Linked DNA regions of Mus musculus: region 1 is linked to region 2. Evidence: chromatin loops called from intact Hi-C (ENCODE). Cell type or tissue: left cerebral cortex. All regions are shown on one strand. Links, peaks and the distances in the headings refer to the core of each region. The heading gives the core; the rest is flanking DNA. Region 1 overlaps Srgap3 (SLIT-ROBO Rho GTPase activating protein 3). Region 2 overlaps Srgap3 (SLIT-ROBO Rho GTPase activating protein 3).

What was found. Peaks named below come from ENCODE experiments on the same cell type or tissue, not always from the same donor. Only the 100,000 strongest peaks of a DNase experiment are listed, where the experiment ranks them.
Region 1: a loop joins it to region 2, with 2.2 times the contacts of the local background. A loop is called at or near these places in 10 of 42 quality-filtered maps.

The regions. Positions count from the first base shown.
Region 1 is chr6:112,777,924-112,786,256 of GRCm38, forward strand. Srgap3 (SLIT-ROBO Rho GTPase activating protein 3) reads right to left here. Exons shown (of 22, transcript NM_080448.4): 5 at 2,950-3,135. Among named protein-coding and RNA genes, the nearest start is that of Gm26799, 82 kb to the left of the region's middle. In left cerebral cortex, for the core only: a CTCF peak has its summit at 3,973 (motif pointing left); DNase peaks (open chromatin) are centred at 478 and 3,767; H3K27ac peaks cover 1,369 bases.
Region 2 is chr6:112,713,646-112,721,978 of GRCm38, forward strand. It overlaps Srgap3 (SLIT-ROBO Rho GTPase activating protein 3), which reads right to left. Exons shown (of 22, transcript NM_080448.4): 22 at 4,326-8,333. It also overlaps the pseudogene LOC108169181. Among named protein-coding and RNA genes, the nearest start is that of Gm26799, 18 kb to the left of the region's middle. In left cerebral cortex, for the core only: a CTCF peak has its summit at 3,691 (motif pointing right); DNase peaks (open chromatin) are centred at 3,718, 5,283, 6,550 and 6,958; H3K27ac peaks cover 1,435 bases.

The sequences.
Region 1 (8,333 bases), core at 194-8,193, 64 kb after region 2:
TGCTTAGCCAGCCCAGAAGGGAGGAGCAAGAGAAGGCACAATGGATAACTGCCCTTTCAGACTGAGGCGTCTTGGGGCAGGGTCTCTTTAAAGAAAACATGCTAGCTGCTCCTTTCCATTCCTCATTCCTTGTGAGATTTAGCTTTGGAGTATACCAGTTCCATGGCCAACCTTGAAATTGTCCTCCAGCATCTCCTCTGACTTGCTCCTAGATCCTCTTACTCGGGGATCATTCAGCATATGTCTCCTGGAATTCACATCCAGTAACAGCGAGACACCCATCCACACAGTCTGGATACTCTTGACCCTATCTAGGGACTCACTGTGACCTTGAGACCACTTTCCTGGACTGAGTTCATTTTAGAATTGAAAAGGACAGTCATGGCATCTTAGCTGAACTCATCTATTTATAGGCAAGGAAATGAGAACTCAAGAAGAAAAGTGGCTTGTCCAGGAGCCAAGTTGCTAATTAGCATATGACTACACCAGGAATGAGCCTCTACAATCTTAGCCAGTATCTTTCCACCCAGGCACTTCCTCTGGAGAGAAACCTTGCCCCAGTGAGCAGCCACACTCTCATTCTCCTCCAATTCCTCAGATTACCAACAATCTACTTCCCGTGTCTCTCGGTGTGTCTATTCCGGACATTTTACATAAGTTATTTTGTAGAGCATGTGGCCTTTTGTGTCTGGCTTCTTTCACTTTGGGGTTCATCCACATTGTGGCTTGTATCAGGACTTCATTCCTTTTCATGATTGAGTTCCATTCAAGTAGTTTTCATCTTTTGGGTATGATGAACAGTGCTACTGTGAACATTCACATACAAATTTTTATACAAATATGTTTTCATGCCCCAGGGGCAGACACCCAGGAGAGGTGCTACTGAGACACATGGTAGCCTGGTCCACTGAAGAGCAACCAGATGGCTTTCCACAGTGACAGAACCACCCACATACACAACCTGTCCCTGACACTGGTGCAAGGTTCCCTGATTTCCACATCTGCATCCCTGCTTCTTCCTGCCAGCCTTTGTTATCGTGGTCCTTCTGGTGGCTTGTGAAGCACTATTGAGCTATGGTTTTTGTTTACATTTCCTTCATCCTTAGTGATGCCACGCAGACTGCTCTGTATTTACAGACCACCTAGACAGGGTCCTAAGGATTGTCTATTCAGATGTTAAAGAGATGGCTCAAGAGGTAAGATCAGTGGCTGTTCTAGAGGACCCAGGTTTGATTCCCAGCACCCACATGGTGGTTCACAACTGCTTATAACTGCAGTTCCAGGGAATATGAATCCTCTTCTAGTCTCTGAGGGCACCAGGTATACAAGTGGGGTGTATATATGCATGTTGACAAAACACCCATAGACATAAAATATTAAAAAAAGAAATGTCTATTCAACTTTATTTATTGCCCATTTTGGTATGACATCTTTGTCTGGATTTTGGGTCTTCCTCAATTTCAAAAATTATACCAGGACATGCACACACACACACACACACACACACACACACACACACACACTTTTATATGCTTCCCTGTTTACCCAGGTTCTATTGGGTTTTGTTCCCATCCAGTCTGTAATTTCTAACGGATCCTATAATCATAGAGTTAGGCCCATGGAAGAGCAGATAAACATCAGACACAGTGGCTGGCATATAGAAGAACTCTGCAAATGTTTCCTGGTGCTGGGGAATAGATGGATATAGAGATTCAGCAAGAAGATTATAGCTTTTGAAGAAGAAAGGAGAGTTAGAAGTCACAGATGTGTCCTGCCCTTCAAAACTCTCTGGCCATAGCAGACATCATTAACCGATCTCAGCACCTTTTCAGCTAAGCCTTGATATAGCTTCAGAATCCTCAATAGAGCATCCTGGGCAGCCGTTATCAATTTATCAGAGCCAACATGAGCAATGAGACGTATTTATCAGATTTAACAACTGAAACTCAGGGATCAGTGTTAATGTAGCATTTAAAACCCCAGCTCAGAGGTGGCAGAGAGGGCTCAGTGGGTGAAGTGGTGGCTGTGTGTGCATAAAGACCTGTTTGGATCCCTGACATCCATGTGGAAACTAAATGTAGGTCTGTAACCCCAGAGCTGGCGGAGGGGCAGAGACAGGAGACTCCTGGGGGCTTGATGGACAGCCAGTCTAGCCAATGAACTACAGGTTCAGAGACAGACCCTGTCTCAAACAGGAAGGCAGAGTGCAATAGAGGAAGGTATTTGATGTCACCCTCTGGTCTCTACATAGACACAAGACGGTGAGGACCACATCTGCATACGATTGTGCATACACTTGCATACAATGTACGCAAGTAAACAAACGAATAAACCCCAGGCTCCAAATCTTGAGCTCCCTCCACCATGCCTACAAAAAGCCTTGCAGCACCCATACACAGTGATTCTGAAGCTATGGTCTTTGACACAGCAATGGCAATTTCACAACAGACTTGTGACGGCTTTAAATGTTAACCTGACAACCCAGAATTGCCCAGGAAGAGAGTGTCAATGAGGAACTGTCTACATTGGGTTGGATTCTGGACACGCCTAGAGGAGATTGTCTTAACTGAGTGACGTGAGATGGGAAGACCCACCCTGAATGTGGTGACACCACCTCATTGGCTGGGTCCTGAACTTTGTTAAGTGAATCAAGCTAGCTTAGCATAAGCGAGCAATTGTGTGAGCACATGTGTTCCATCCTCTCTGCCCTTGATTGTGGATGTGATATGAGAAACCGTTTTCAGGACCTGCTCCCTGGATATCTCTGCTGTCGTAGACTGTAAGTGTGAGTTAAAGTAACTCTTTCTCCACTAAGTTGCTTTTTGTCAGGATGTTTTATCCCAGCCACACAAATGGAACCAGGCCAGGCTCCTTCATCCTTCATGCGAAGGAGGAGCGGCTGAGAGCACCGCTCTCCTCTCCGTGCTTTGCCCCATTCCTCTCACTCACCTTCTCCTTCATCTTCTCAATCTTCTTCACGGAGCTGCGGCGCTGGGGTCTGTCCTCGTGCCGGAGCAGGTTCATGCTTAGCTCTCCTGACTTGTTAAACTGTTTCTCCTCCTGCTTCTCAGCCTCCTTCAGCTTGCTTTCTGCACTGATGCTCTCTGCATGGTACATGTGGTAGGTTTTCATGACCTGAGGACAATGCGTACAAGAAACCAATAGGCCATTATGGCTCAGCACGGTACATTCTGTGGTCCCTGGCCCCACCCCAAGGGCCACAGAACTCTTGCTTTCCCATTACACATTCACCTTAGCCTCTTTACTTCTGCACAGAGTCCCTTAGGGCTGGAAATGAAGATGCTCCTCAGGTGAAACAGCTTTATCGTGAGTGACATCATTATCACCCTCATCATCATTATCATCATCACATCACTGAGGCCCTACTAAGTGTCAAGCATGAGCTAATAAACAAAAAATTAAGAAGAGCCACGACAACCTACAAGTGATATGGTAAGCCAGGCTCTTGCTGGCCATCCTCTCTAGTCCTGCCAGACGTGATCCGTGTATCCTTCTTCCTTATCTCCACCCTGAAGTCAATGGAAAAGCCCTAAAATGGGCTTTGCACACGGCCCTGTTACATAACCTAATAGATACTCTGCGGTCCCTGGAATACATTCAACCTTAGCTATACAAAGAATTCCAACAAAGCAAATTGCACTCTGCTGCTCAGCTTCTATTACAAAACAGGATATGATTATAACAGGGGGAATTCTGAGCCTGAAGTTGCATCCTGAAACCTTTCCAAGCTTACAAAGCATCCTATGAATGAGACACGTAGCCAGCGCTTCCTCTCAGATCTTGATGGAGACTCCTCTGCAGCCCACCCGACAGGGCTCACTTTAGTAGTTTCCCCCAGGGCTTTGAGAACCCACTTCTCACTGATCTCATCCACTCCAGTATGCCAGTTCCAGGACACTCTTTGTAAACCCCACAGCCCAGAAAATATTGTCAGTGGTACGTGTTTGACATCTAGTGGCCAGAAGGAATGAGTGCAGCCTTCCAGGTGAGCGACAAGGTCCTGTTGTTCCCAGGGTCTTTAGGCTGTGGTTCACAGCAAGCATTGAAGATAGTCAAGAGTTGGTAGCACCTACTGCAGTTGTCCCTTCAGATGCTCCACGATCCCTCTCTGCTCAGAGGCATTCAGCTTCTGCTGCTTGTATCTACACACACACACACACACACACACACACACACACACACACCTCCTGGGTTCAGTGAAGATTGCTACATCAACTTTTCTACTTCAGCTTTCCAAGTCTGTTTATCTCAGCATCAACCTATCATCCTCACTGGGTAATGCATTGGGGTGGGAGAAGCATTTCTACATGTGTCTAGATCAATGGTTCTCAATCCCTGGGTGTCAAACCCTTTGGGTACAATCTTTTCACAGGGACCACCTATTACATATCATGTATTTGCATAATAATAACAGTGTCAAAATTACAGTTATGAAGTATCAATGAAAATAATTTGATGGTGGGGGGCCACCACAACACGAGGAACTGTATTAACGGGTCACAGTACTGGAAAGGTTGAGAAACGCCATGCTGGATCTTCTGCTCAGCCATCCACATGTGCATCTGTCTAACTGCACCAGGGCAGCATCCCAGATGGGTGTTCCGCTTCCCATGTTTTCCACCTGCCTCGGTTTCTTCCTCCCACCCCACCCACCCCCTGCCATTACCTCAATTTTTCACACACACACCCTTGAGCCACACAATGCTCCTCCTATGCCCTACAAGCCAAACTTCCCAGGATCCTTCCTGGGCTGTTCTAAAACTCCCATGCATGAAGAATAAAACCCGAGAACCTGGGGCTCAACTGTCTATGATCCCATTGATGGCTGGTCCCAAAGATAACAGGGAACCCAACTGCACATGGTGACATGGCAGACAGCTGCCACTGAAGAGTGTATTTAGAGGCCTCTCAGAAATGAGTTGATTTATGCCGGAACCCTCAATTGTTGCCTTTATTTAATTACAGTTATCCTTTGGTATTCATGAAGGGCTGGTTCTCAGTCTGCCTCATGGATGCCAAAATCTGCAAATGTTCAAGTCTCTTATATAAACAGTACCACAACTGCACAAAGCCTAAGTGTGTCCTTCTGTAGGCTTTAAGTCCTCTCTAGGTCACGTACAATATTTAATGGAATGCAAATGTTATGTAAGTAGATTACTGAGTATGTAGTAGTTACTGAGAATAATTGTAAGAAGAAAGTCTGTTCATGCTCAGTGTAGACTTTTCTTTCTGAATATTTCCACAGGTGCAAAACAGACAGATACCCAGAACCAACTGGACCTGAAACACAGACTTCAGTAGGGTAAGAATTTAGTTCAATAGCCTACAAGAGTCTACTTGATGTTCCAGTTCAGGACATGTAAAGTTGTATTTAAGCTTGCCTGGTACTTCAAAGTTTACAAGCATCTTTCTATCATCTGCATCCATTGAAGGAGCATTTCAAGCCATCCTTAGTACACTCTTGGAGACAGTGGGACATCAGTTTAAACAGCAATGTCACATAAGGCTTACTGAGCACCTCCTACATGATGAACCTTGATCTAAGCACCCACATCCACCACAGTATTTCTCATTAATAACAAACAAACAAACAAACAAAAAAACAAAAAAAAACAAACCAAAACAAACCAAACAAAAAACAAAAACCATGAAAAGGCACCTGTGAACTCTGATTTATAGGGAGGACCTAAAAACACTTCAGTCATCTTCCTTGAGGTCAAAACACTAGCATTGCTGGAGTCAAGGTTCAAAGCCAAGATGTCCGACCCCACTGTGGGAGTCTAATGAGCACAGGATTGTAGGTCCCTCTTACTATGCTTTTTCCACCATGCAAAGGGATGACAGAATCCTAAAGTCCATAGGACTTCAGAAGAACTTGGATTCCCAACTATCCTATAACATCCTTGGTGTCTATGGAGAGGATGGGTGTCTTCATGCTCTCCTAGTGTCATTTGGACGGGAGGATGTATAGGTACTTTATAAACAGATGTGCATAGTGACTGGCCTTCAGAAGCTATACACTAGGGTGGGGCATATGTCCTTTTTTGCAAAAGGCAAAAAAATCTCCTAACTGAAAACATCCAGGAAATCTAGGACACAATGAGAAGAAGAAACCTAAAGATAATAGGTATAGAAGACAGTGAAGATTCCAAACTTAAAGGGCCAGTAAATAACTTCAACAGAATTATAGAAGAAAACTTCCCTAACCTAAAGAAAGAGATGCCCATAAACATACAAGAAGCCTACAGAACTTCAAATAGACTGGAATAGAAAAGAAATTTCTCCCACCACATAATAATCAAAACACCAAACGCACTAAACAAAGAAAGAATATTAAAAGCAGTAAGGGAAAAAGGTCAAGTAACATACAAAGGCAGAACTATCAGAATTACACCAGACTTCTCACCAGAGACTATGAAAGCCAGAAGATCCTGGGCAGATGTCATATAGAACCTAAGAGAACACAAATGCCAGCCCAGGCTACTATACCCAGGAAAACTCTCAATTACCATAGACAAAGAAACCAAGATATTCCATGACAAACCAAATTTACACAATATCTTTCCATAAATCCAGCCCTACAAAGGATAATAGATGGAAAATACCAACACAAGGAGAGAAATTACACCCTAGACAAAAACAAGCAAATAATCTTTCAACAAATCCAAAAGAAGATAGCCACACAAACATAATTCCACCTGTAACAATAAAAATAACAGTAAGTAACAATCACTTTTCCTTAATATCTCTTAACATCAATGGACTTAATTCCCCTCAAAAAAAACACAGCCTAACAGACTGGATGCATAAGCAGGACCCAGCATTTTGCTGCATACAGGAAACACACCTCAATGACAAAGACAGACATTATCTCAGAGTAAAAGGTTGGAAAACAATTTTTCAAGCAAATGGTCCCAAGAAACAAGCAGGAGTAGCCATTCTAATATCAAATAAAATCAACTTTCAACCAAAAGTTATCAAAAAAGATAAGGACACTTCATACTGGTCAAAGGAAAAATCTACCAAGATGAACTCTCAATTCTGAACATCTATGTTCCAAATGCAAGGGTACCCACATCATAAAAGAAACTTTACTAAAGCTCAAAGCACATATCACACTCCACACAATAATAGTGGGAGATTTCAACACCCCACTCTCAGCAATGGACTAATCATGGAAACAGAAACTAAACAGAGACAGAGTGAAACTAACAGAAGTTATGAAGCAAATGGATCTAACAGATATCTATACAACATTTCATCCTAAATCAAAAGAATACCTTCTTCTCAGCACCTCATGGTACCTTCCAAACTTGACCATATAATTGGTCACAAAACAGGCCTCAACAGATACAAGAAGACTGAAATAATCCCATGCGCCCTATCAGATCAGCACAAAATAAGGCTGGTCTGAAATACCAACAAAACCAATGGAAATCAGAGATACACATGGAAGCTGAACAATGATAACTTGGTGAAGAAAGAAATTAAAGGTTTTTTTAGAATTTAGTGAAAATGAAGATACATCATACCAAAACTTATGGGACACAATGAAAGCAATAGTAAGAGGAAAACTCATAGCTCTGAGTGCCTCCAAAAAGAAAGTAAAGAGAGCTTACACTAGCAGTTTGACAGCACACCTGGAAGCACTAGAACAAAAAGAAGCAAACACACCCAAGAGGAGTAGATGGCAGGAAATAATCAAACTCAGGGCTGAAATCAACCAAATAGAAACAAAAAGAACTATACAAAGAATCAACAAAACCAGGAGCTGGTTCTTTGAGAAAATCAACAAGATAGATAAACCCTTAGCTAGACTAACCAGAGGGCACAGGGACAGTATCCAAATTAATAAAATCAGAAATGAAAAGGGAAAACAAAACAAAACAAAACAGAGACCAGAGGCTGGGTCTGTTGACCCCTAAGGCCTGGCCTTTTCTAGTAATTCTGTTGCCTTTCTTGGTATTCATGTACCTGTCACAGCTTTCCAGATGCCCAGATACTGGAAGGAAAGTGGTGAAGATCCTTCAGATCCTCATTCAAGTGCAAAAGATAACAGACAACTTGGAAGTCAACAGCATCCATAAGGAGACATGGTTTATAGGGCATCAAGAGGATCAGTTGCTAGGAAACATCTTCTAAAAGATACAGTCTAGGTATACTTTGATCCCCAAGAAGGGCCACATTCTGAAGCATTTGAGTGTGCCTGAACTCCTGGACCAAGCCATTAAAAAGACATCTAGGAAAAAAGGGAAGTCCTACAATTTATTTGATCACCCATGTACTGGCTAGTTTTGTGTCAACTTGACACA
Region 2 (8,333 bases), core at 32-8,031:
ATGCCTCCTCAAGTTATAACAAGTTATATCAAGAAGAGGAGGGTGAGGTCTCTCCGAGGATTTCAGGGCAGTGGGGTGGGTACATGCCGTTTGTTTTCATGCCAGGTCCACATGACTTTGCTTTCAGAGGTGCTGGTCTCCACCATGGCCTTCCTACAACCCTTATTTTGTAACTTCTGCTAACACTTCCTTTAAAAAGCCTTCTATTGGCTCGACTCACTAAGGGCCAGGAAAGAGAGACCTTCAATTGAGAAAAGTCCCCTACCAGATTGGCCACTGGGCAAGCCTGTGGTGCATTTTCTTGATTAATGATTTACGTGGGCTGTGCTATTCCTGGGTCACATCTCACCCCTCATGACTTCGGTCTCTTGTTGTCCATAAATCCCACCTCCCCACCCCTGACCTTGTCATTGTGGTCTTTTTATCTTTTGTTCTTCCTGCTAACCTCCCAGGGTTTTGCAACTTCTGCTAAAACTTCCTTTAAAAGGCCATCTATTGGCTCAACTCACTAAGGGCCAGAGTTACTATCCTATCCACCATACTTCCCTTTGGGTCAGTGGCCATCTATGGCTCAGTCCATTGGGGCAAGGAGATAAGGCCTATACTGAAAGCATTCTCCAAAGTCACTGGGGTATCCGGCTATGCCCTTTAAAAAGCATGCTGGGCAGAGCAGGGATGATTGACATTCCCTCTGGGATTCTACAGCCTCTGCCCATACCTCAAGTGGGAACTCAGAGCAGGAAACAATAATAATCAGCCTGTCTAGTCTCTTGTCTTAGAGGTAAGGAAGCTGAGGCTGGCCTGGGCAGGAGACTTAACTCCAGTTAGTGGCCAGTGGAAATGGTGGAATTTCTTTTATTTCTTTTTTTTAAAAAAAGACATCCATTTATTTTATGTATGTGAGTGCACTACAGCTGTCTTCAGACACACCAGAAGAGGGCATCAGATCCCATTCCAGATGGTTGTGAGCCACCATGTGGTTGCTGGGAATTGAACTCAGGACCTCTGGAAGAGCAGTCAGTGCATTTACCCGCTGAGCCATCTCTCCAGCCCTGAAGTGGTGGAATTTCGACTAAAGTTTTTCCTTTGAAATAAGTGTGAAGCGGCCAATCATTAGAAGCTTGTTCTTCCTTTCCACAGAGCACAGAGGTGAGGCAGGTGACAGTCACCAGGGCCACACAGTAGCATTTGGATAGACTGTGTGTGTTACAGGTTGTCCTTTCAAATGGCTCTGTGAAACACACACAGCCGCTTCGTAGCCACAGGTTCCTAACAAAGGTAGGCTGTATTATGTTATGTGCCCCGTGTCAAGGTCATTTACAGATGTCCGTCAAAGCTGAGATTTACAGTCAGAACCTTTGCATATATATTCTTGACAGAATCTCATCAATCTGCATGCAGGGGCTGTAGAAGAGTGGAGTGGCTATGTTTGGTGTACATGTGAGAGAGGGCTGAGGGCTGAGGGGAACAAGTGTCAGGAGAGCCAGAGGCCTCTTTTCTCCTGGTTCCAGTTAGGTTTTGTCTTAGTCAGGGTTTTTATTCCTGCACAAACATCATGACCAAGAAGCAAGTTGGGGAGGAAAGGGTTTATTCGGCTTACACTTCCACATTGCTGTTCATCACCAAAGGAAGTCAGGACTGGAACTCAAGCAGGTCAGGAAGCAGGAGCTGATGCAGAGGCCATGGAGGGATGTTCTTTACTGGCTTGCTTCCCCTGGCTTGCTCAGCCTGCTCTCTTATAGAACCCAGGACTACCATCCCAGGAATGGCACCACCCTCCCCCTGTCACTAATTGAGAAAATGCCCCACAGCTGGATCTCATGGAGGCACTTCCCCAACTGAAGCTCCTTTCTCTGTGATAACTCCAGCTGTGTCAAGTTGACACAAAACCAGCCAGTACAGGTTTGGTTTTGTTTGTTGGTTTGTTTTTGTCAACTTTTGTCAACATAAGCTAGAGTTACCTGGGAAGAGGGAAGTCAACGGAGGCAGCCTGTAGGCGAGTCTATAAGGCATTTTCTTGGTTAAAGATTGATTTAGGAGGACCCAGCCCACTGGGGGAGGAGCCACCTCTGGGAAGGTGGTCCTGGGCTACATAAGAAAAGTAGTTGTGCTAGGATACATCCTCCACCTGGACTTGAGACTTGGGTCTGAATCCTCTCCTGCCTTTAGCTTCCTGTCTCATATATTCACTATCCTACCTAATGCAAACCTATATGCTCGGCAGAGCGCCAGAGTAGAAAAAAAATGAGAGAACAGAAAGTGTTCCTACAGTAGTAAAGGCCAACACGGCACAAATGTAGAGCGTTAATTAGAATTGTTCTCAATATCAGCATTTAATGGAAATCAAACAATGATAGATATATTCCCCCGAGAAGAAGCTGGGACAGACTTAACTCCTTACGGGGCTGTCAGAGTAACCAGACCTCCCAACGATCAGGCACGTGGTGATCACAGAATCCTGGGAACTGTGTCCTGCAGCAAGTGGGGCAGCAGAAATGATACTGAGGAATCCTAGTAGAGAGCTCCAGTCCCCTTGACTGTAAAGTAGAGGGACAGAATTTACCATGGTGGGTACCAGTATGGATCCAGGGCATATGAAGCACTCAGCACACAGCACACACTTGATGGGTGTCATCACTGGTAGGTGGGAAAGTTTAGTGTATTTGACTGAGCATTTGACTGAGTCAGTTAGTGACTGCTGTGTAAGCGCTACCCTCACATTGAGTGGAACAGAAAACCATCACTGTTTCTTATTACTCACAGGCCCCCAGGGTATGCACATCCTCTCTCCTAATCTCTTATAGGAAGCTATTCTTTGCTGATACAGTCTGAAGAGGGATGACAGTACCCTTGTAACTAAGGGTCATAGGTATTCCTATTCCTACTTATAGTTGTCTGCCCAACTCTTGAGCTACTTTAGGGTTGGCTCAATTTTAAGGATGGATGATCAGTCAGTCTCAAGATGTTTGCTCTCCTGAGGCTGAGAGGGTGCACATAGTGCAAACTTTTAGCATCATCCAGCATCCATTATATGAGACAGGTTGTGGTGAGAAATAGCCCAAAGAAATGACTTGAGAATAGCCCAAGACAATGCTTATCTCATCCTTGCCTCAATCCAAACTTGAAGACAGTCCCAGTCTGGGGCATCTAAGATGGGAGGCTAACACATTCTCTTGCTTGGGGCTGCATGGGTTGGAGAGTTTTGCCATTCACAAACCAGTTTATTAAACAGATTTGAGTCTGAAGCAAACATTTCAGCCATACATTTTGTGTCCTTGCCAGTCAAGCAGTTGAACAGCTGAAGTTTGCCCTTGGTGCAAATTTTGTGCCTCAGAGTTAGAGGTGCAGTTCTGTTATCTGTTAAGTTGGAACTGACTGGTTGGTGATCGTTTTATACAATCAGGCTGTGAGTGGCTTCAGAGCTGGAGGATAGAAACTGGGTCTCATCCACCTGTGTCCCCAGCAGCTAACTTGGGGCCAGGCACATAAAAAGATACTTGTTGGATGACAGGCTTCTAATTTGGGGTTCCAAGATGAGCATGGTTGCTATGACAGGTAAATGGATTGCAGAATGTGTATTAAAATGTAAACTTCTAGAAGGTTCCATAGCCAAAGAGCCCGGCTTAGCAGAAATCACCACACAGTGGGTTGTGGTAGTCAAAGACCCACGCACAGAGACTTACATGAAGAACCACCAGAGGGCACTTCAGGCCCTGAAGTCTGCAGCAGGTGGCTGAAAGACACTTTGTAGATAAGGACACCTGACCCAGCCTTGGGGCCATGAGGATACAGTGAAAGTAGGCGTGAGGCACATGAAAAATGCACGACTTGGCAAACAGGTGGTTCAAATCCTCAATCCTCCACTTCTGCGGCTAACCTTTGTTGTGCAAACCACTGCTCCTTTGACTGGTGCCTGTTTCCTCACTTCTCCTGAGAGTTGGGCATATACAAAGGTGTCAAAACTTTCTCTAAGTCATCACTTCGTCACTCAATTAGACATCACTTTCAAACAAGTGCCTCCTCCTACAAACTTTCATTGTTTGGGATTAAAGGTGTGTACTAAGGTCCTGTCTGTGTGTCTGTATTCCAGCCAGAGGGATTAAAGGTGGGTGGTAAGTGCTGAGCTGCACCACAACTGGAAACAGAGTTCTTCACTCTTCAGTAAAGAACACAACCTCAGTGTTCACAAAGGGATCGGATATCCTGCAACACTAGAGTGTTTTCAGGGAGTCTGATGGAAGAGGTGTACAGACAGAGTGGACTGAAGGAGGAGAAGGCCACTCCCCTGGGTGTGTCCTTATGCTTGTAAACAACCACAGACTATGTTTGAGAAAAAGTTAAGCTGTTTTATTTCACAGGATAGCTCCACATCAAACCAGCAGGCACCATCAGAATACGCAACAGAGGATCCAATCAGACACTCTATAGGACGGGCATTTTGGTCATAAGGTAGAGAAATGATACCCAGAAGAGGGCAACAGTTAGCATCACATGGGGACAGGCAACCAGCAATTTCCTAGGGTGGTTTCAGTTTGTTTTTCCTGTCATAATTTGGGGGAAGAAAGAAAGCAAAGCAAACAAAACAGACCAGCCACTCTGAAGCAATCAGAAGCAAACCTATTGCCAAACCATGTAAACAGTCACACTGCCTGGAACGAGGGCCTGGGCAGCAGAGCTAGCCTCGACCCACATCCATCAGGGAAGGAAAGTGCAATCTGGTGGTTCCACTTCAAGGAACAGCTTTGTGATTTGCCTGGGACAGTTTGCACAGAAAGGAGTTGTCAGCAAAGGACTGCAATAGCCATTTGGCCAGTCCCAAAGGATGGGACAACAGTATGCTGGCAGATCAACTTTAAGAGGTCAGGAGGTCTCGGACTGACAGTGAAGTCCCTTCTGGCAGTTCCCATGGGTAGCTTGGAGTATGTGGAATTCTCCACTTGGAATTCATCTCAGTGGAGAAGAGACCCCAGAGAACCACAGGGAAGTGAACACGAACTGTCAGCCTTAGCTCTGCACAGCAGAAAATCAGCTAAGCAATGCCTTGGTTCACCCCTTTCTGCCTTTTCCTCCCCTGTCACACCTTTTCCTCCCAGTACGACAGGACCCACTACCGCAGCTAGAAATGACACCCCACTCCACCCCTTTCTGGGTTTTTCGGAAGAATGAGGCATTTGCTCTAGTGTGGAACCATCTGGAAGAGGAGAAGTTAGAAACAGAAAGGCTGAGAGGGAGGGCTGTTGTGTTAGTCCTTGGAGAGTTTTCCAGCACTCGTTCCAAATGTATGTGCGCTGGCCACTCAATGATGACCAAGTACCAAGTCACGATATGTCCTCTGCATCCATGCCTCCTGAATAAGAAAGGGATGCACCCAACAAGGCACTCTAGGAGATGCCAAGGAAGGGAACATCTGGACAGGCTTCTCTCCCACCAGCTCCCCTTGCGTACCACACACCAGTCTAAAGTGTTTATAAGGCAGATCTCTGAACTGCTGGTTCCAGCCAGTAGCCAACGGATGGCTCCATTTCCCTGTGTCTCTTTCCGCTCCGATTTGATTTCTTCATTGGATATAAACCTTTCCGTTCCTTAGGAATCCGTTTCCCTCCTGATCCCTGGTTTAGTGACTTCAGAGAAAAGACTCCCTCGTCTTAATTCCCACGCCCACAATTCCCTCCAGTTGTGTGCTCTGTCCGGGGGGGCTCAAAAGGCGCTTCAAGGTGAGAAGTTAGCACTGAAGAGAAGGAAAGACGACAGTTGTTCACAGGATCCCACAGCTCAGAGCAGCTCGACGAGGACAAAGAGAAGGAGGGCAGGGAGGGTGAGTCGGGTTGGAAGCTCGGCTTGTTCTCAAATTGATCGGAGAAAGGTCTTTAGTGGCAACTGGGCCACACGGTGCCCAGGAAACTAGACCAGGAATTAATTGTCTTTGGTCAGTTTTAATTAAATGAACATCTTGCTGGTTCATTCCTAAAACAGACTGAACACTAGTTATACATAAAGACAAAAGGCTTGACCTCGGGGTAAGTTGGAGGTTAAGAAATCATTCCATGAAGCCAAAATAAAATTTTTTAAATGCCCGTTATAAACTAACTGATCAGTACAGCTCTCAATAATGGTGATGAACATTGGTAGACACCACTTCCCCTTGTACGCTTGGCTATATTGAGGACTACTAACTATGTTACTACACCCCCCACCCCAATCACTGTACAATTAGGTTTCTGGTATTTGTTTTTACATCGATCTATCTACTAGGTGCAAAGATTTGGTGAGTGGCAATGGCTATAATGTAATTGTAGCCTTCATTTTAAAAAATTACAGTTTCACATTTTAACAGTTACTTTCCAGCATTTAACAAATACAGCAATATATAGTGGACTAAAAACAGGCAGGAGTCAGAAGGGAGATGCTCACACTAGATAGACACCGATGGGACTGAGTTGGGGCTGAGTTGGGACCTGGGGGTGGCTGAGACATGCAAGGGGACCAGATGAAGAAGTGTGTTGGGGATGGGGGTGGACAGTGCTTTTCCATTTGTTCTGCATCAAAGCTCAGATTGGGGGTTGGAAGAGCTGGGGACTCATCTGCCATCTGTGTGTGTGCTTCCCTAAATGTGAATTCATCAGCCACTTGCCAATGGGGGAAAGATAGATGCTTAAGGAAAACAGCTGAGGCTCTGCTCTTGGGACATTTGGGGGAGAGGCAGTAAGGAAAATGAAATAAGTCAACCCAGAGACAAATCTGCACAGCGTAACTGGCAATAGGTGTGTCCGGTAATAGATTTGTAAACTCAATTTTGCTTCTATCTGGTATCCAGGCAGAGAATATTGCATTTTTGCCTGGGAGGTGAGTGGACTTAAAAATCTGGAAATAGCCCTGGGATACAAAAAAGAAGTCTTATCTCCCGGATGCATAGCAGAGATAGCAGATTCCTGGAAATGAGGGCTTCCTGAGCCCAATGCAGCCCACTAGGCCATCTGGCATATCTTGTGCAGGTCCCAGTCCTCCCACCCCCAGGCCTTACTGTCTTCAACTATAAAATGGAGATATCTTTATGTGCTCAAAAAACAGAGGGCCCATCACAGCAGGAGTTGAGAGGGAAGGGGAGGCTTGATGGTTCGGGCATCTTCCTGGCATTCTCATTTGGAGCCCATTCTTGATTCCACAGTGTACTCAGTGCTGATCGTACAGGCAAGGCAGAATGGGTGATTCTCCCCACACTCAAGGACCAATGACTCACTAGGTCCCTCCCTGGGGAAGCGGTCAAGATTCCTTTCAATGGAGGACCCAAGAAATGGTGGAAGTAAACCCAAAGGGAAGAAATGCCAAGGATGGCACTTCAAAGCATCTGTAGGTGACAGGAGTGGTGTAGCTATGGGTCACAGGGCTCCTGTGGGGGCTGTGACACAGATTCCAGATTGTGGATTGTAAAACTTGGAGGTAGGCAGAGAACCAGCCAGTGTGTGTGTGTGTGTGTGTGTGTGTGTGTGTGTGTGTGTGTGTGTGAGAGAGAGAGAGAGAGAGAGAGAGAGAGAGAGAGAAGAGGAGGAGGAGGAGGAGGAGGAGGAGGAGGAGGAGGAGGAAGAGGAGAAGGAGATATCCTTGGTTGGTTTGGCATGCAGAGGGAGAGTAGAAATGGTCCCACTAGGATTTGATTCGCCTGTGGTGCATTATCCAACAATTCTGGAAATATCTGGAAAATGGAGACAACAAAAAAAGCAGGTAAAACGGAATCAAACAAGAGCCATGCAGGAGGCTGCTGTGACACTACAGAATCACGTACCTTGTTTCTACCACCATGTTTGTCTACATTAACTGCTTTAGAAGGAATGGAAGAAGAGGAGGGGAAGGGAGGGTGAGGAGCACTGCCGTTTTCATAGCATCCCAGCCTACGGTGCTTCCTAGCACAGTCCTCCTAGGATGGAGGCCAAGGGATGGCTGGGCACTGGAGGCTCCAGCGGGGAACAGAGTGTGGACTGCTCTCAAACAGACATGATGTGACTGAATGCCTCCTTGCCCATTTAGTTCCAAATCTGACAAAGCATAATCAGTAGAACGAGGAGGAAAAAAAAAACCATTAAATATTTTGAAGATGAGAGAAGTAAAACTTGTACAGTCAGCACAGATTTGTCCCTACAGCACGTGTAAGGTTTGAACTACTCCATACTACTGTTTTGGGTTTTGTTTGTTTCCTCCTGTTCTCCCCCACACCCCCAACCACAGCATCTCACCATCCTGAGTCAGTATACAAACTCAAGGGTCTTCACACCAACTTCCCCTGTGCCTTCTGGGGGTACAGTTGACCTTTGGCCTCCGGGTGACAGGGCAGGGTCTCT